2 separate regions of the Homo sapiens genome follow, and region 2 is linked to region 1. The links are chromatin loops, found by intact Hi-C in ENCODE. Cell type or tissue: mammary epithelial cell. All regions are shown on one strand. Each heading gives the region's core, and the rest is flanking DNA. Links, peaks and the distances in the headings are about the cores only. Region 1 overlaps RPS6KA3 (ribosomal protein S6 kinase A3). Region 2 has its middle 260 kb from the start of RPS6KA3.

Region 1 (12,044 bases), core at 1,786-9,785:
ATGGATATGGCCCACGGCATTTGAGACTTGATGTCAGAACCCCTTTTTTGTAAACCATCTATTGAAGTCTCAGTGGACACAAAGTGCTTTGCAGAACACAGTTTTGGAAAGTCTGATAACTACAGTAACGCGATCCAGTATTGCCTGGAAATGAGCTGTTATGTTTAATTGACTATATTGAAGTGTTTTCTTTAACTGTCAAGAGTTTTGTTTCATTTTGAATTGAAATCTTTCTAAATTAAATTGTATAAAAATGTTCCGTCTTAATAGTGAATATAAATTTAATAATAATTTAAATAAAAGTTAAAAATAATTTACACTTTTGATTCACTGTTCTGAAAATTAATGGTCATATTCTACTTAATATCAAGCTAATTGCCCCTACTAAATGGCCTGTACCTTGACTGTTTCTGTAACTTATGTCTAATATTTGTAGTTTAAAAATTCTCTTATATGCCACTTTATGCCACTGTTAATCTGCTTTTCTCTCCCATTTTCCTGTTTAAATTAATTGCTTCTTGTTTTCACTTACTAGAGAATAGATAGCTAGGATTAGTAATATAAAAAAGTTACAGTTTCCAAATAATGTAAAATAGCATCCTCACTCTTTTTCTGGTCTCTGCTCATCATGTACAAATACCTCTGGGGTCAGGGGTATTTGCTGGGCATATTACCAAATAATAAATAGTGATTTTATGTTTTACATACCATAACAGAATGGCTCAATTGCTGACATTACCTGCCCTGCATATTTACCTTCCTCTCTTGAAGATGTCAGCTAGAAAGTAGAACATGAATGAACTAAAAAACAGGCAGCTTTAAATTGAAAGCTAGCCTACTGCCCTGCCTGGAGTCACATCTCCACATTGTGAGTCCTTTTCTGTTGTTCTCATAAAGTAGTGCTAGTTTCCTAAATATTTGTTACTCTACACGTAGGTGTAAATCTAAAAGCACTTTTAGATTTCTTGTCATAGTAGAATTACAACCATAAGTTAAATCGAATTTTCCCATCTTAACTAATATATCCATGGTCTCTTATATAACTTAAAAACTTGTTTTGTCCACCATATAAATTGATTTTTATAATCTTACATATGGTGATAATCTCATCTTCAAATCTGACCTGGTCATTTAGATTTCTGTGAGCTTGTCTCTAATTCTTTGGGCCACAAAGCTTGTCCTAGGAAACTTGGTTCAGTCATTTGATATGTGTTAGAAGCAGATGTCAAATGATAGCCTGAAGCAAAAGATCATTTTGACATTAATAGATTGAAATGCATCTCAAGTGCAGTGGTTTGGGATAAATCTTCACTCCAGAAATCTTGTAAAACCTGTGGCAAAAATCTCAGCTACCTAGAATGTTACTTCATTTCTTCACATTTAGGAACAGAGGCATCTATCTGAAAATAATGTAAAATAATAAAGATTTACTTAAAATCACAAAAAATTTCTGGATCAGCACTGTTTAGTACAGTAGCTGCTATCTATATGTGGCTGTTGAGCACTTGAAATGTGGCTAGTGTGGAAGTGAACTTTTAAATTTTATCTAATAGTCACCAGTGGCTATTGGCTACCATGTTGAACAGTACAATTCCAGATTACAGGATTAGTACAAATTGAATGCATTTTTTACACCAGTGTTTTTTCATTTCTACCTTGTATGATTTGTATCTTGAAATTAATAGGCTAAACCTTTTCTAAAAACAAATATTTAACATGCTTTTTCAAATTATGTTTAATCAGGTTAGTTTTGTCCTTTTCTACCCTGAAGATTCTGATAAACCCTCTAGGGTGGTACATACCCCACAAATCACCATTCTACTCTTCCTACAGCTTTAATAGTTTTACTGTGACATCTCATTCAAGTGATAACACTAAAGCATTGGGGCAAATTTAAATATCAAAAAATGTTGTAATTACAAGTTTCCTCTTGTGCACCGAGCTTACAGACCGAGACATAAACAGTAAGACTAATGTCTCTGGGGAGAAAAATATACAATTATCTTCTATATTATTGGATAAATAAATTACTGTATGGTAATTTGTTTAAATATTGTGTTGCATTCACTGTACTGTGCTAGTTAAAACGGAAAAAGTGGATTGGTGCATTTTGAAATATGAAAGCATTTAAATTTTTTTAGCATATAATTTTAGAGAACAACTTAGCCCTACCCTATTTATGTAAGAAAATTGAGACCTGTTCAGGCAGACCTGCTGCAGGTGATATGTTAACAAAGTCAGAGTTGGCGTGTGCAGCACATTTATTTCACTAAAATTCATTTTGTCATCCACATCATATCAATACAACTCTTTAATTTTATGTAAACTATCTTAAATACAAATTCTGAAAGAGCCACAATGCACAAAAGTTCAAATATTACTTTTTCTCTACTCTCTGCTAATTTTAACTCGTAAGTCTGGAAAATACAGTCCTTAGTTTACAAAAACAACTTCAGAATGTTCCTACCTACAAACCAAGGGTGAGGGGTACGTTAAGATCACTGCTCTTTCTTTCCCAAGTGAAGATGGAAGGAAGCTCACGTCTATTGAGTGCCCCCCTTGACAAGTCACTTTGTGTATATCAACTTGAATGAAGTATACAGAATTATCCTCAACTTACAGATGAGGAAACTGAAGCCTAGAAGGGTTAAATAACGTGCTCATGGTTGCCCAGCTAGTAACTGAAGGAGCCAGAATTCAAACCCAAGTCTCACAGATTGCAAATTCTAATGACTTTTCACTACACAGCCCTGTTTGAGTTGAGAACATCCAGGTGAGTGACTCAGTCTAAATGAAATCTGCTACAGGGGAAAAAGGTTCCAGGTAGTTTACATGGGTAGCTATTGTGGAGATGTAGAGAATAACCTAGAGAGATAGGTGACTTCTCACATATATAAATATATGTATGTATGTAGCATGAAGCCCTCTTCTCACCAAGGAGGCCTGTAGAGATGATGTGATCCTGGCATGAACTAGGAATGCTGTTCACAATAGAGACAGTGCTTAAGTAGTCAATAAGTAAAGTTTAAAAAGTTAGTAAAACTGAGTGAAGTTGATGTTAGTTTCCAAATACAGTGGGTTAAATAGGCTTTTGTGAGTTGGCCTGAAAAACAGCATTTATGGCATTGTATGGGAAGATTATTTGAGATTTCTAACCAGCTGTCTTACAAATAAAACAAAATGTCTAACGTTTGAAACAAAAATTACAGTACTTGGAAAAAGGGGGGCCTGCCTAGACATTACTTAACAGCTCTCTTTACAGAAGCCTCTAGGTGTATGCATGAGTAAATGTGCTCTGTTCTTTGATTGCAGCTTATTAAATCGTTACCTCTCTATCTTTGCATCCTCTTTTCAGAAAAATCTACTTGATGTTCCCTCAAAGTGCCAGAAAACAGAATTTGGCTCAACCCAAAAATGTTAACAATTATCTTGCTATCGTATAAGAAAAGGAAATTTAAAAGGAAAGTTATGCAATCATTTTTTTTTTTCTTAGACTGTCAGGTCAAATAGCCCTAATTAATTCCTTTTTTTTTTCTTTTTTTTTTTTTTTTTTTTTTTTTTTGAGACGGTGTCTCACTCTGTCACCCAGAGCTTTTTGCTCTAATGCTGATATGGAAGGTCCTTGTATATGTATTTCTTCTCTGTCACCCAGGCTGGAGTTCAGTGGCTCAATCTTGGCTCACTGCAACCTCTGCCTCCTGGGTTCAAGTTATTCTCCTGCCTCAGCCTCCCGAGTAGCTGGAACTACAGGTGCCCACCACCACGCCTGGCTAATTTTTGTATTTTTGGTAGAAATGGGGTTTCTCCATGTTGGCCAGGCTGGTCTCAAACTCCTGACCTCAGGGTGATCCATCTGCCTTTGCCTCCCAAAGTGATGAGATTACAGGCATGAGCCACTGCATCCGGCCTAATTCCTTTTTTTTTTTTTTTTTTTTTTTTTTTTTTGAGACGAAATTTTGCTCTATTGCCCAGGCTGGAGTATGCAGTGGTGCAGTCTCAGCTCACTGCAGCCTCTGCCTCCCGGGTTCAAGTGATTCTCCTGCCTCTGCCTCCCAGGTACCTGGGATTACAGGTGCCCACCACCACGCCTGGCTAATTTTTTGTATTTTTAGTAGAGACAGGGTTTTGCCATGTTGGCCAGGTTGGTCTCGAACTTCTGGCCTCAGGTGATCCGCCCGCCTTGGCCTCCCAAAATGCTGGGATTACAGGCATGAGCCACCTTACCCAGCCTAATTCCTTTTTTAATTGAGATATTTACATACTATAAAATTCACCCTTGTATATGATTCGTGGCTTTTACTATATTCCCAAGGTTGTGCAGCCATCACCACTATCTATTTCCTAGAACATTTTCATCACCCCCAAAAAGAAATTTCATACATGTTAGCGGTCACTCCCCATTTCCTCCATTCCCCCAGTCCCTGGCAATCACTAATCTATTTTCTGTCTCTAGATTCACCTATTCTGGACATTTCATATTAATGGAATCCTACAGTATGTGGCCTTTGTGTCTGTTTTCAAGGTTCTTGCATGTTTCAAGGTTCATACATGTTGTAGCATGTAGGAAGACTTCATTCTTTTATGTGGCTGAATAATCTATTTTATGGATATACCACAGTTTGTTTATCCATTTATCAGTTGATGGACGTTGGAAATTGTTTCTACCTTTTGGCTATTATGAATAATGCTGCTGTGAACATTCGTATTAAGTTTTTATGTGAACACATGTTTCCAGTTTTCTTGGATATATACCTAGGAGTAGAATTGCTGAGTCATATGGTAAATCTATGTTTAGCTTTTTGAGGTACTGCCAAACTTTTCCAGCTGGCCTGTACCATTTTACATTCCCATCAGCAGTGTATGAGAGTTCCAGCTTTTCCGTATCCTTGCCATCACTTATTATTGTCTTTTTTACTATAACCATCCTACTGGGTGTGAAATGGTATCTCATTGTGGTTTTGATTTGCATTTCTCTAATGACTGATGATGTTAAGGATCTTTTCATGTGCTTCTTGTCCATTCGTATACATAATTCACGTGCTTATTTTGTTACCGTTTTAGGGACTTAAGTTGGCTTTTGTTCTAATGCTGATAGGGAAGTTCCTTGTATATGTATTTCTTCTCAGAAAACTTAGTTTCAATACGTGCTTTTAAGATATTTTCTTTCTTTTTAGATTTGATAAATACAAGGCTTTTCCTAAAATAGTGGTTTTCCAAATGGGTTAATAGAGCTCTAGGTTCTATGAAAGTGCCTTAGGATACCTCTCACCTAGGGCACCCTTTCTCTCAGCCAGAGTGGAATTCCTAGAGGAACACAACAAAGAATTAAATATTGGTTATAGAACTTAAAAAAGAAAGTTACAGAAAGAAAACAAAGATTGGGGCAGTGATATTTTTCCTTAGAGTCTCCTCGGCCTAAACTAGTCTATAGTTTCTTATTTAAAGCAAAAGTGCAAGAGTTAATTGAAGATTAATTATTAATCTTAATAGGAAGATAATATGCCTAGAATCTCTGAAATTAAATATAAGTCAACAGATAAATGAATTCAGGAATCCATCTCAAGTGAAGTAACGTATACAGGTATGTTATTTGAAGAAGTAAAAATGCAAATAAAACAAAACCTTATTTGCCTCTTTTCCTTCAAGTTCCTGCTGGCTGTTGGTATAATTCAAGAGTAATAGCTATCAAAATGGATGTTCATATTAAGTAATCCTTAGAGAAATGTCATAGGCAAATTAAAAATAAGTTTTGCCTTGGATTAATAAAAAGAAGAGCTCATAAATGAGTTTTAAAGCTATCTCCTGCCCACCACCTCCCCTCCCCCGCCAGCTCTTCTGAGTATGTATAGTATACTACTAGGTGAAAATGAATTAAATGGATTTATTTTCTTTTGGAACATTAAAGTCTAGAAGTACTAGGGTGGGCAGGAAGTTTAATAGCATGAAACAAGGTAAATTAGTAAAGAATAATATAAGCAGATGTAATTGGATCTTTAGGAGGAAATTATGACCTATAATGTTACAGCAGTTTTCTGTAGTACATTTTCAACCATAATGTGGAAAATTAGAAAATAAATGTTATTTTCAACATAAAAATTAATCACTTGGAGGATACATCTGGTTCTGCCAAGATAGAGGACCCCTATTCCTCCTTGATCTCCCTTACAGCGAAAACACTGTAGACATAACAAACAAGCACAGGAACACTCTAAAGGTGGAAAAAGAAGGCAAACAGCCTGCAGACCTCGAGACTCAAGAAAACCCAGGGAATTCACTATTTGTGTTCTTCCTGTCACCTCCCATATATCCTAGACAGGGTGCTATGAAAGCCTCCAAACTAGAACTGCCAACAGTCACAGACAAAAAGAGCTCTGAGAAAAAGCCTGTTTCCTTTAGACAAACAACTGGGGGAAAGGTAGCCAAGTAAGTCTAAACCTTTTTGACAATACTCACCCTACCCTGGCCAAATACCATCAGAAAAACCCCACCCCACCCCACCCCAAAGAAGCAAATAACAGTGCTCTCACTCCCCAACCCAGTGGTGTGGGCTGGGGAGATCAGAGACCTAAGCACCCATTTCTTTGCCCAGCAAAAGCAGACAGCACTTTGGTTCCCCCTGCTGGGTGGTTTTGGCAGACCAGGCAGGAAGCGTTTTCCCTCATTCCACTTCAAGCTGAAGGAAGTTATGCTCTTGCCAGGGTGGTGTCTAGCAGCAGTGGGGTCTAGTAGCAGATTGAGCCTCCACCCCAACCCAGAAGCAATGACACTTAACAAGGTGACGTGAGCCAGGGCTAATCCATACTCTACCCTCACCTTACATCAACGAGGCAGAACAAGATGGTTGGAGGTAGGATTCTCAACACATCTTACCTCCACTAATGTCAGTGGGGCCCAGTGGAGAACTGAGCCTTCACTCCCATCTGGCAAGTGATGGGTGGCAGGGCTAGTTGGCATTCTGCTTCCTTCTCTACCCTCCCCTGTTGTTAGCTGGGTCCTTTGGGGAGCTGAGCTTTTGGCTTTATAGTGCAGCAACAAAGAAGTTTGAGTCAGCCCTCTGCTTTCCTCCTCCCTGTCATCAGTGGGGCCCAGCAGGGAGGTGAGCTTACACCCCTACTCAGAGGCAGTGAGGTGATACAGGTTGGTGCCCTACTTTCATTGGGACTAAGAGTGGAGCTGAACTTCCGTCCCACCCATCTGCAACAAAACAGTGTGAGTCATTGCTCCACTTTTGCCTGGGTGATGTTGGTGCGGCCCAGAGGGAAGTTGAACATACACACTCCACCTCAACAGGAGGACTGCCTGCTTCGGGGAAAAAAAAAAAAAGATTAAATAGGAAAGAGTCCTATAATCTCCAAATATCCATTAGACAGTAAAAAATCACTTATACCAAAAACCAGGAAAATCGCAACATGAGTGAGAAAAGACAGTCAACACACATCATCACTGTGATAATTCAGATGTTGTAATTATCAGACCAGAATTTTAAAGCAGCCATCACAAAAATGCCTCAGTGAGCAATCACAAACACTCTTGAAACAAATGAAAAATTAGTCTCAGAAAAGAAATGGAAGCCATAAGGAAGAACCAAATAGAAATTTTAGAACTGAAAAATACAGTAACAAATAAACTTACTACATGGGCTAGATAGAAGAATGGAGATGATAGGAAAGAATAACATTGGAGATAAAGCAATAGAAATGAACAATAGAGAAAAAATAAACTGGAAAATGAACAGAGCCTCAAGAGCCTGGTGAACATTAACAAAAGATTTAACATTTATGTCATCAGAGTCCCAGAAAGGGAAAAAAGAAACTGGACCTGAAGAAATAATGGCTGAAATTTCCCCAAATTTTGCAAAAGACATAATCTTACAGATTCAGGAAGCTGACTGAATCCCAAATAAGATAAATGCAAAGTAATCCACTCCTAGACAAAATCAAAATCAAACTTTTGAAAATGAGTAGTTATTGTCTAATAGATACAGAGTTTCAATTTTGCAAGATAGTTCTGAAGATTAGTTGCATAATGTGAATATACTTAATACTACTAAACCATACACTTAAAATAGTTGAGATAGTGAATTTTATGTTATGTTTTATGACAATTGAAAAAGTAAAATATCAAACTTTTGAAAATTAAAGAATCTTTAAAGCAGTTAGAGAGAAATGAACTGTTACCTATAGGGAACAACTCATGCGACAGCAGATTTTCCATCAGAATCTATGGACGTCTGCCAGGCACAGTGGCTTACGCCTATAATCCCAGCACTTTGGGAGACTTACGCCTGTAATCCCAGCACTTTGAGGGGCTTACGCCTATAATCCCAGCACTTTGGGAGGCCAAGGCAAGAGGATTGCTTGAGCCCAGGAGTTCGAGATCGGCTTGGGCAACATGGCAAGACCCCATTTCTACAAATAATAACAATAATAAAAATAAATAGCCAGGCATGGTGGCACGTGCCTGTAATTCCAGCTACTGGGGAGGCTGAAGCTGGAGGATCACTTGAGCCCAGACAGTCAAGGCCCCAGTGAGCCATCTTCACACCACTGCACTCCAGCCTGGGCGACACAGTGAGACCTCATCTCAAAACATCTATGGATGCCAGAAGGATATGGCACACCATTTTTCAAGTGCTGAAAGAAGATACTGTCAACCCAGATTTCTATACCAAGTGACAATATCCTTCAGGAATGAAGGTAAAATCAGAGTGGTCTTGGATGCAGGAAAACTAAGAGAATTTGTGAGTAGCAGACCCTGAAAGAGAATGATAAAAGAAGGAAACTTGGACTGTCAGGAATAAAGAAATCACATAAATTCTACATAGTCTCTTCCAGAAAATAGAGAACAGTTTACAACTCATTTTATGAGGCCAGTATTATCCTGATAGCAAAACCTAAAGATAGTATAGAAAACTGCAGGTCAATATCCCTGAAGCACATAGACACAGAATCCTCAACAAAAACTAGCAAAACAAATCTAACAACATATAAGAATTGCATGCCATGACCAAGTGGGTTTTATTCCACATCAGACACAGTATTCAAAAATCATTCAAGGTAGCCTACCATATTAAAAGGTTAAAGAAGACAAGTCACATGATACTAATGGAGAAAACGTATTTTTTCTTGATCATAAAATGGCTTATGGGAAAGAGAAAAATTTAGCTAAGTTAAACATTCATTCATAATAAAAACTCAGCCACCTAATAGAGGAGGACTTGCTCAACTTGATAATGAACCTACAGCTAACATAAAACTTAATGGTGTAGTCCCAGCACCTTGGGAGGCTGAGGTGGGAGGATCACTTGAGGCCAGGAGTTCAAGTCCAGCCTGGGCAATATAGCAAGGCCCTATGTCTAGGAAAACAATTTTTTAAAAAATTAGCAAGGAATAGTGGCATGCACTTATAGTCCTAGGTACTTGGGAGACTGAGGCAGGAGGAGCCCTTGAGCCCAGGAGTTCAAGGCTGCAGTTAGCTATGATCACACCACTGCACTCCAGCCTGGGTGACAGAGCAAGACCCTGTCTCTAAAAACAAAATGGGAGGAACCCTTCCAAATGATTTTAAGACTTACTATATCCAGTACTCAAAATACTGTAGTATTGGCAAGGGGATACACACATAGATCAGTGGAATAAGATGGAGAACAAGAAATAGACCCACGTAAGTACAGCCAACTGATTTTTGTCAAAGTTACAAAAGCAGTTTGATAGAGGAAGGATAAATAGCCTTTTCAACAATGGTGTCTGGAGCTATTGCACACCTATAGGTAAAACAATAAGTCTCAACCCAAATCTCGTACTGTGTAAAAGTTAATTTAAAATGGATCATGGATTTGAATGTAAAACTAGAAAACTTTTAGAATTTAGACATAGGAGAAGATCTTCAGGACTGTGGGCTAAATGAAGCATTTAAACCTGAGACCAAAAGCAAATTCTATAAAAGAAGAAAACAATAAATTGAACTTCTGAAAAATTCAAGACCTTTTATCTATGAAAAAGACTCTGCGAAGGGTATGAACCTGTAACTGAGACCGGACTTGTATTTACAATATTCAAAGAACTCTCAAAACTCAGCAATAACAAAGACAAGCAATCCAGGCAAAAAATAGACAAAAGAAGTGAACAGACACTTCACCAAAGATGAATAGCAGATAAGCATATGAAAAGATGTTCAGCATGGTTAACTATCAGGGAAGTGAAAAAACATGATGAGGTATCACTACATACCTATTAGAACAGCCAACATAAAAAATAGTGACAATAATAAATGGCGAGGATGCAAACAAACTAGATCACTCATATATTGCTGGTGAGGGCATAAAATGATACAGCCCCTCAGGAAAATAGTTTGGCCATTTATTAATAAACATATACTTGCTATATGATCCAGCAGTTGTACTCCTGGACATTCACCGCAGAGAAATGAAAACTTATGTCCACATAAAAGTCTGTGCACAGATGTTCCTAGCAGCTTTATTTGTACTATCCAAAAATTAGAAACCAAATGTCCTTGAATGGGTAAATGGTCAAATAGTCTAGCACATCCACATCATGGAATAATACTACTCGCTAACTAAAAAGGAATGAATTGTCGATACACACAACAGCTTGGATGAATCTCAAGGGATTTATGCTGAGTGAAAAAAAGGTCACATGCTATATGATTTATATGACATTCTTAAAATGACAGAATTATCGCAATGGAGAAGAGATTACTGATTGTCAGGAATTAGGAAAAGGGGAGGGAAGTGTGGTCGTAAAGGGGCCACATGAGGGATCCTGGTGGCAATAAACTGTTCGGTATCTTTACTGTAGTGGTGGATATAGAGACCCACACGTGATCAAATGGCCTAGAAAACACAGCTACATACCTGTAAAGCCAGTGAAATCTGAGTAGGATCTGTGCATTGTACCAGTTGCAATATCCTGGCTTTGACAGGAAGTGATATAAGATGTTACCACTGGGGTGAAGTAGGTTAAAAGTGTATGGGACCTCTCTGTATTATTTTTGCAACTTCCTGTGACTTTATGATCATTTGATCATGTCTAAATAAAATGTAAGAAAAAAAGTTTATACAAAAAATTAGCTGGGCATGGTGGAGGGCGCCTGTAGTCCCAGCTACTTGGAAGGAGGCTGAGGCAGGAGAATGGCATGAACCCGGGAGGCGGAGCTTGCAGTGAGCAGAGATCACGCCACTGCACTCCAGCCTGGGCGACAGAGCGAGACTCTGTCTCAAAAAATAAAAAAAAATTAAAAAGCATTAAAGTGTCTATTCTCAATTAAAAACTTATTCCCAGTAATTTTACTAATAGGAATAAAAGGGTATGTCCTTAATACTTAAAAAAATCATCTCAAACCAATAACCAGCATCATGCTTCATGGGGACATATTGTAGGCATTCTCATTAAAACTATGCCTGCTATTTTCACTTCTATTTTACCTTCTAGAAGAGCTTGCTAATGCAATTAAATAAGAAAATCAAAGAGTATTCAAAAAGATAAAAGATTATTCATATATGATATAATTATCCTCTTAGATAACCTAAGAAAATCCACTAAAAAGGTTTATTAAAACAAATGATAGCCTACTAAGGTGATATTACACAAAATGTATTCAGAAATCAACAAACAGCTTTCCTGTTTAGGAGCCATAAACAGAAACTGTAATGGAAAAAAGATCTCATTCATAATAGCGACAAAAATGTTGAATGCCTAGAAATATAACAAGCAAAGGACAAGACCTAAATGAAGAAAATCACTGAATTGCATTAAAGAACAATTTGAAAAAATGAGAAAAAAAGCTATGGTTCTTTAATGTAATTTAAATTACTTTCAATAGGATTTGAAGGTTTTTTTTGTTTTTTATTTTTTTAAGATTTGAGGGTAACTTTTCCTTTGTTTTGAATAAGTATTCTCAGATTTTTCTTTTTTTTTTTTTTTTCTTTTGAGACGGAGTCTCGCTCTGTCGCCCAGGCTGGAGTGCAGTGGCGCAATCTCGGCTCACTGCAAGCTCCACCTCCCGGGTTCATGCCATTCTCCTAC
Region 2 (8,000 bases), core at 1-8,000, 280 kb before region 1:
CTGTTTTCCTGTCTTCCTTCCATTTCCCACATGCAATTCGTCATCAGGCTTTCCAAATTAGCCCTTAAGAGGTCGCTCAAAGTCATCCCTTCTGCCCCTTTGGCTCTACTCTTTGTCTAGCTTATATCCTGACCTCTTGGCACCTGAGCCGTCGCAACAGCCTTGCAACCTGGTACCAGTTTCTTCCTCTCCAAAGCTGTCATTCACATGGCTGCCAGAGTTATTCATATCTTCCAGAGACACACAGTGAGTAATGTGACTATCCTCCCAAAAGATTCCAGTGACTTCAATTTCTATAGGCTGAAGACAACAGCATCCAAAGTCCTTCACGACAGGGACCTAATTTCTTTCTAGCCCCAGAAGTCAAAGAATCTCTGGGGCCCCCAGCTGTCAAAGAAATTTGAAGAAGGATTGAACTTCTGTGGGAGGAGGGTAACCATAAAGGCATGCCCAACTAGGGAAGCAATATGAGCAAAAGCACTGAAGTCGAAAACACTATTTGATTCAGAGGAAGAAAAGAGAAAAGCTAATGGGCAAGGAAAGCTGGTGTTATGCAGAGAGATATGGTTCAATCAACAGAATGGAGAAAAAACATTAGTAAGAGTCTTAAGACAAAAATCAGACATGAACTTAATAACAGGGCTATGTTCATTTCCATGTATATTACCTATCCCTGCATAACTTCTCCAAACCTAATATTCTACAGCAGATCCAACGAAATGCTCCCAAGTTGGCTAAGTGTTCTTACTTCTATTTTAGGCTTTCAATCCCAATTGTTAACAACTCCATTAAATATAAAACTTCCTTTCAGAGCTACTTGGAAATGTGTTACATAAATGCTGCATATTTCCCCTCTTACTTCTTCCCCAGCATTTCTCCAGCCTCTAAAAATAATGCCTCAGATGCTGGCTTTGTTCACTGTTTGAGCTCCCACTTGCACACCTATCATGTTCAGAGCCCAGCTGGGGCAGATCACTTTCACAGGCATTAGGTTTTTGTGTCTCCATTCCTTCCTGCTCATATAGCATTTTTTTAAATGAAGCTTAGGTTCCTGAGGCAATAATGTTCTCCCATGGGAATTAAAAGGCTACAGATCATTGTTTTTCTCTCCTGATTTCCACGGTAGCCTCAGAAGACATTTTATATGGCCAATATAAGAGCTCTCCTACATACATTTAGAAGGGCAATTAAGAACAATAGTAGTCAGTGGTTGCCAATGTTTACTTGAAAGCTAAGACTTACTATGAGGCAGATGCTGTGCCAGGGACTTGACACGCAGAATCACATTCAATTATCGCATCAATCTGATGACTAGGTATCATTACACTCTTCATATTTTAGATAAGTCAACTGAAAATTGGAGAGGTTAAAGAACTTGACCCCAGGTTGCCAAGCTGGTAAATGGCAGTGCCTAGTTGCAGCCCTAGATTGGCTTGGCACCATAACTCATGTTCTGTATGCAGAAAATCACTTGTAAATTTTGAAATAGAAGCTAATCCTGGTATCTTATGTCAGGTGCTCCCAGAAGCAGACCCAGAAACAAGGATTTATGGTGGCAGCACTCTGTCCACAGCACTAGAAAAGGGAAGTGGTCCCAAGAAGGGAAGGCAGCCAGTAAAGGGTGAGCATCCTTTGAGGAACTCCGGAAGATAGCATAGAACATAACCCAGAGTTAACCTAACCAGGATGGGAGGAAACTGAGCTATTTCTCCACCCACTCCCATGCCGGTCATTGGTTGAGAGCTGCTTTGGGGACAGCTGAGTATGGACGGACCATATTCCCCAGTTAGAAAAAAAACCTCAGACAGAGAGTCACAGACATTCCCACAAAGCATCCTGCAGCAAGTAAAGTGAGTTCTGGGGGCTGCAGGCAGGGCACCAAGAGCATCTGCTACAAATGCATATGGCCCGAGAACTAAAAAAGGAGAGAACCACCCACCCCTGGGCTCACATGTTCAATTAAGTTGCTTCGCACACCATCCTCTAGACTCAGTTTAACTGGTATTGGTATTGGCTTTCACCATATTTTTCCAATAATTCTGTCTTTTCTGTGTCCAGCTGGGCGACACAAACTTTGAAGGAGACATGGGAATGACTGTGGGGCTGCTACCACCAGAACGGTGGAGCCCCCACTCCTCCTCCCACCTTTGCACACCAGCACTTTCCACCTGCGAGCACCACACTACACTATGGAAATCTGTACCCTGCCCATAACAAATTTCTCCCATTGTTCGTTTAGGCTGCAGAGACTAGATGATCTAAAAGTCCCCAAATTCCAATTTTTGGAGACCCAGATGAGGTCATTTTCCAAGGATCATATCTCTGAAAAATCCTCCTTCAATTTCTTCATTCGAGATTTTGCAACACTGAAGTTCCTACGTTAGTAAACATATGACTAAGAGAGCTAAATATTGCATAGTTATCTGGGGTTAAATAACTCTTTGAGCAGTTTTATAGGTTGGATGTTTTAGTGGTAACGATAAATATTAATAGTAGTGAAGTGTTCTCATATAATGATGGCTTGGTATGTGCCCAGCCATCTAATTAGCTCATTATTTCTCACTATAACCCTAAAAGATTCTTGCAGTCTAAGAATCAAAAGCCCAGATGGTTAAGTAACTTGTCTGAGGTCACATAGCAAATTAAAATGGATCCAGGGTCCAAACCTGTCTGTTGTTTGTTTGTTTGTTCGTCTGTTTTACCATATACCACAGTGTCTGTCTAGCATTGCCCAGAGAGAACTGCTCTGCAGCTCTTCCCATCAAAACACTAGAGAAATTATTGCTAAGTAATGGGCTATTTTCATAAATATGACTTATAAAGTACTTCAGAGCTGTTTGAAATGCAGTATTAAAATAACCTGCAAAATGGTTAATTTATTATTGGGTGCTGCTGTATTCTCCACAGAAGTCAAATTAATAACATTATCTACATTTGTCCTTGAGAAGATAACTTAGTAGAATGGAAGGCATTCTGACATCATCTAATTGCCAGCTTGCAGAACTCAGGCCCAAAGACGTTAAGTAACTAACTCAAGGATGCTCAGCCAGCTAGTTAGCAGTCAGCCAGGATTAGGCCCCCAGCTTCCCCCACTTCAGGTCTGTAGCTTTTTCCATTCACCCCACCGGTGTGTGTCTTTTCATTCAAACTGCCCCCTTGGGCAATTACAGATGCTCACAATCTTTAGCACTAATGCAAATTTCAGTTCCACTGCCCCGCGTTTCTAACAATTCTCTGAAATGTTTTTCTCACAGGCATTTAGGATAGTGATATAATAACAGTTTTTTAATGTCTTTTCTCCGAAAGAAATAACAAACCAAAGCTCCAGGCTTCTGTTTCATCGTTATATAATACTTGTCTGGGATTGCAAATCACTTGCAGAAGGACAGGGCTCGGGGGAGGAGGGGGTGGGTGTGAATCTTTTGTGGTTTCTTGGGTAACGTGAAGCGATTTGTCATTTTAGAGAGGCTGGAGCCTATGCCCTCAGATCCATTAGCGATCAGACTTGTTTTGATTATCTTTGAAACCTTGCAGTTTCTGAGGCTGTCCCTGAATGGGGGTAGAACACAATGGTTGCAGACAGACCTGTTTTTCTCTCTTCCCTTCCACCCAAGTAAGAGAACAGGCTAATAATAAATCAAAGTTCTAGAACTTGAATTTGAACTGAAAATACCTCCGACTAAAACCTGTTTCTTCCATCCTGCAAATAGGAGGGGAAGCAATCCGCCAGAGCAGGGAACTGCTGCATTTTCTGTGAATGTGCGCCCTCTGATGGTAAATTTTGGTAACGACTGGCTCTCGGGAGAAGTAAACAAAATTATCATACCAAAAAGAATATTTTATTGGGGGGGAAAGAGCTACAGAGGACTCATTAATGTTCAACTTTATAGTCATAAGTTGGCGGTTATGGAGGACCCACTGAGAGTTGCTTTAGTTCTCGTGGAGATTTGCACAAGAGAAATTCAAAGCATTGTTACTTAGGGAGCTCTCAAAATACCTTGTTGCTGGGTGTATTTATAGAAGTTAAAGCAACTCCGAAGGGGCAGCGGTGTAAGGATTTGGGCTATTCACGTTAAACTCTTACTAAAATAGTCAAAAGCGGTGTGCAGTTCCCTCAATTTGGGAAGACAGACAAAATGAATTCCAAAGCAAATTGAGATAATTTTAAAGTGTTTTGACTAAAAACAAATGGGGTGGAGTTTTTTTCTTTAATACAGTACAATAAGCTATGCCTTCAGTGGCAAATCCCCCATTGATGAATCTTTTCTTTCTACTTTTGTGCCTCCTTGTAAAAGCCCTGCAATCTGCTGAATATCTTTACTTAAGTATTTAGATGGAAAGGGCAGCAAGAGAAAGCCAGTTACTTTATTAGGCATTCCACTCGGCAATATTCCATTCCCTGGTTCCTGCTCACATTTGATAAGGAATGCATTCCACTGATCTATGCTTAGCTGCTAGTGGCTGAAAGAATTTCCCCTCATCATTCCCTTCCCTGCTTCTCCTTTTTCACTCTCCCCCCCACCCACAGACATCTCTAATTCAGGCCACCTCAACTGCCTCCATTATTCATCCAGATCATTCCTAACCTCGCTGTGCACAAGCACCCACGTTTATTTCCTTGGTGATGCTCAGTTTGACCTCTTGGTGCACAAGAAATACAAAATCAAATCAGCTGGCTGAGTCTAGCACTCACGGGGACTATGCACAGGTTTTGCTGTTCCCACTCTGGAACCAATCAAACACGAGCCCATCAGCAAACAAACCACATTATATAAAGCAGCCGTGAGGCCAGCTGTGAGACCAAGAAGGCAGATCACACGGCCACAGTTTTACCCACGTGCTTGGAGAATCCTCCATCAGCTGCTCGTGAAAACAAATCCAGACGTCTGTAGTTGTGCATACATTTTGTGCCAGCCAGCAAGCACACAGGTATAGAATAGAACCTCTTGCTACATTTGTGTATCCAGAAAGCAAAATACTTAGCGGGATTCACGTTGCCCCAGGGGAATACAGACACATATTTTGCTTCTTTGAAATTCCTTCAAGTCTTGATGATGGCCAGCAGTGTGCTGGGGATGGCTTTAGCTCATTTGTTTTCCTACCAAGGCAGCATGTGTTTAGTGACTAAGGTGAACAGAGCAGCCGTGATCACAGGAGGGTAACCAAAAATCAGCCTTCCTGCTCCTTGGATGAGCTTTCTCACTTGACTGCTCTGTGGAAAGAAAAGAGGACGTCTGAGAAATTCAATTTAGTTTTAATAACCTGACTCCTATTTGCTAATGTTCCAAACTGCATTTAAAGAAGTCTAAATCTCAGATGGAGATTTGGTTAGAGCAATGAGTGGGCAAGTAAAACATCTTTCCACCTGGAAAGAAATTGTGATAAGAAAAAAGATTTGAATTGAAATCATTTTTCATCCAAGTAATTTAGAGTGATCCTAAGTAGGTCATTGCACTTCGGCGCTGCTGTGCATTCAACTGATGCTCATTCAGCTTTGGGCAATGGTGAAGCATTGATTTTAAGTAGAAACTTTTTTTCTCCCAAGATATCTCATATTTTATATGCAAGAAAACTCTTCTCACTTTTGAGATCAAATTTATATTATATGGATGTTCTCTTGTTGTTATATGGTTAATATAGCATTGCACGGTAGAAGGAAAATAAGTAGAATGTTAAGAGGGAGAGAGTGTAAGAGGGAGGTGAGATAGAATGGGAGATAGAGAGGGGGTGGAGAAAGGAAGGGGGGAGAAAAGTGAAAGAGCCCACGAATGCCTATGGGTGTTAGAGAAAGCAAGTCCCACTGTGCGAGAAAAAGTGAGTGTCAATTCATTTCTGATGATAGAGAGGACTAATTAGAGAAAGCTAACAGCTCAACAGAATCTGGGGTTGGGGTAATCCAACTATGCATAGCCCCTTCCCCACTGGGAATCCTTGCTGACAGTACTGTAATGGGAGGTGTCACTGATATGAGATTGTCAGCCATAAGAAGCATGTGGAGAAAGAAAAGGCTGAGGACCTGAAAGTAAACAAGGGAGAAAGAAATGAATCCCTTCATTGCAAATGAAAGATAACAAATACATATTTGAAGATGAGATACGGAAACTCCCAAAGAAGACAATAAACCCAGTAATTAAATCATCAATTACCTATAAATCACCCCATCCCAAACAATATAGGAAAGCAGCAATTCTTTATTAATAATGAGAGATGTGTCATTCACAGGGACAATTGGTCGTTATGTGGCAGTCAGACAGCATAGAGCAGGAGGTCTACATCTTTCCTGCGACAAGCCTTCAGAGACTCTTCTTATGTAAGTGTGGCTGGGTGCCAGCTGGCTTTCGGTTCAGTGACAATATTGTCAGCATTTTTTGACTAATAATTTCTAAATTGTATAGCAAATACATTCCAAAACCTTAATTCTGAATTGGGTTCAATACACAAAGTTTGGGGCCTTTTCATGAGCTGCCTTTGTTGTAGCTGTTGTTATTGATGATGGTGGTGGTGTTACTTTGTTCTTGGTGATAATTAGGTTGTAGAAATAAAAGAGACAAAAGAGGTAGATGTTCCGTACACTGCAGCAGTTTCTGGTGATAAATGATTTTATAAAAGGTTTTGCTTCCATCTAGTGGTTGTTATGTAGAACTGTCCTATTCTGACAAGTGAAATTCATTGGATTAAATCTTTAAATGCCCCTACACTATACAAAGAGCTAGCGATTAAAATACTCATGCTACTATTTTTTAAATACTAATAATAACGTAGCCCTTCCCATAATAAGGTCTACTGGAGGAATCAACCACTTAAATATTTACAGCAAAAATATGCTATAAGCAAAACCATTATTAATAAGTTAATATTTACGTAATACTACTAGGTGCCAGACATTGATTCAAGTGCATTATACATTTTAGTTCATCTGATGTTTTCAGTACTCCTGTGAGGTTTTTAGCCTTGTTTTACAGAGGAAGCTGAGGCTCAGAGAGGTTATATAACTCCCTCCAGAGTCACACGGAGTTAAGTGCTGGAGCCAGACTTTGAACCAGGCAACCTAGCCCAAGCTTGTTCTCTTACCATGGCGTATTTGTATGGCAAATACAATAGAAGGAATATGTAGTAAGTAACTACAGGAATTCAACCATGGCAGTAAGGATGGGAGCAGAAATTTAAAGTGAAGAGAGACCTAAAATACATCTGACGGTAGAATTAATAGGATTTGGTGGGCAATTAGATAGGAAGAAGATAAGGAAGGAAGTTGGTAGAGTTTCCGGCTAAGCAAAATGGGAGATGGTAATTAATCAAGATACCGAATTTTGAAGTAGACAAAAGTGGGAGGAGAGTAGATGAAGATAAAACTCTCATTTCTTGTTTAGAGGCTTAAAAGCAGTAAGAGGTAAACATACTCAATCAAAAGTATGCATTTTAGGAAAAGGCCTATGCACAATAAGGACAACTGTTTATATTGTGAATCATCAACTTGAAGAAGACATATGAGAATACACTCATCTAATATGACTTTGTAAAACTTTTGAAGTTTCTGAAGTTAAAAACATCTATCATGAGCTATAGCTATAAACAAATGTTCAAATGTTTTACTGCAAGAGTACACAAAAAATGCTTAATGTGAGGCCCCATATATAATATGTTCTTAGGAAATCTTTCATAGAACTTTCTTAAATGAGGAGGGATCTTGGAGTTCAAGTATTCCAACTTCCTCATTTCACAAATAAAGGAATTTGTGTCAAGTCAAATTAAATATTTTTATTTATTAATTTAATACCTATACCTACATAATAAAAAGGAACTGAGGTAGTCATTGCATAAGGTAGAAAGAAGTGTAATACAGAGTTCTTATTCTCAAGAAATTTACACTTTAATTGGGGAAATAATATAGTGTATAAAACAGATGCTCTTCTGGTCTTCACAGAATCCATTCCCTCTTTTTGGTCACAAGATCTGGCATTTTTTCATCCCTCTTCTACTCTCACTGATTTATGTGAGGC

The links. A loop is a pair of places that touch in the nucleus more often than their neighbours do. Peaks named below come from ENCODE experiments on the same cell type or tissue, not always from the same donor. Only the 100,000 strongest peaks of a DNase experiment are listed, where the experiment ranks them.
Region 2: it touches region 1 in a loop (9-fold over the local background); 15 of 110 quality-filtered maps call a loop at or near these places.

Annotation. Positions count from the first base shown.
Region 1 is chrX:20,247,691-20,259,734 of GRCh38, reverse strand. All of the region lies in intron 1 of RPS6KA3 (ribosomal protein S6 kinase A3), which reads left to right. Among named protein-coding and RNA genes, the nearest start is that of RPS6KA3, 13 kb to the left of the region's middle. RefSeq lists an enhancer at 6,490-6,784. In mammary epithelial cell, for the core only: a CTCF peak has its summit at 6,618 (motif pointing left); no DNase peak of the experiment used is centred there.
Region 2 is chrX:20,526,272-20,534,271 of GRCh38, reverse strand. No RefSeq gene overlaps it. Among named protein-coding and RNA genes, the nearest start is that of RPS6KA3, 260 kb to the right of the region's middle. In mammary epithelial cell, for the core only: CTCF peaks have their summits at 3,770 (motif pointing left) and 6,627 (motif pointing left); no DNase peak of the experiment used is centred there.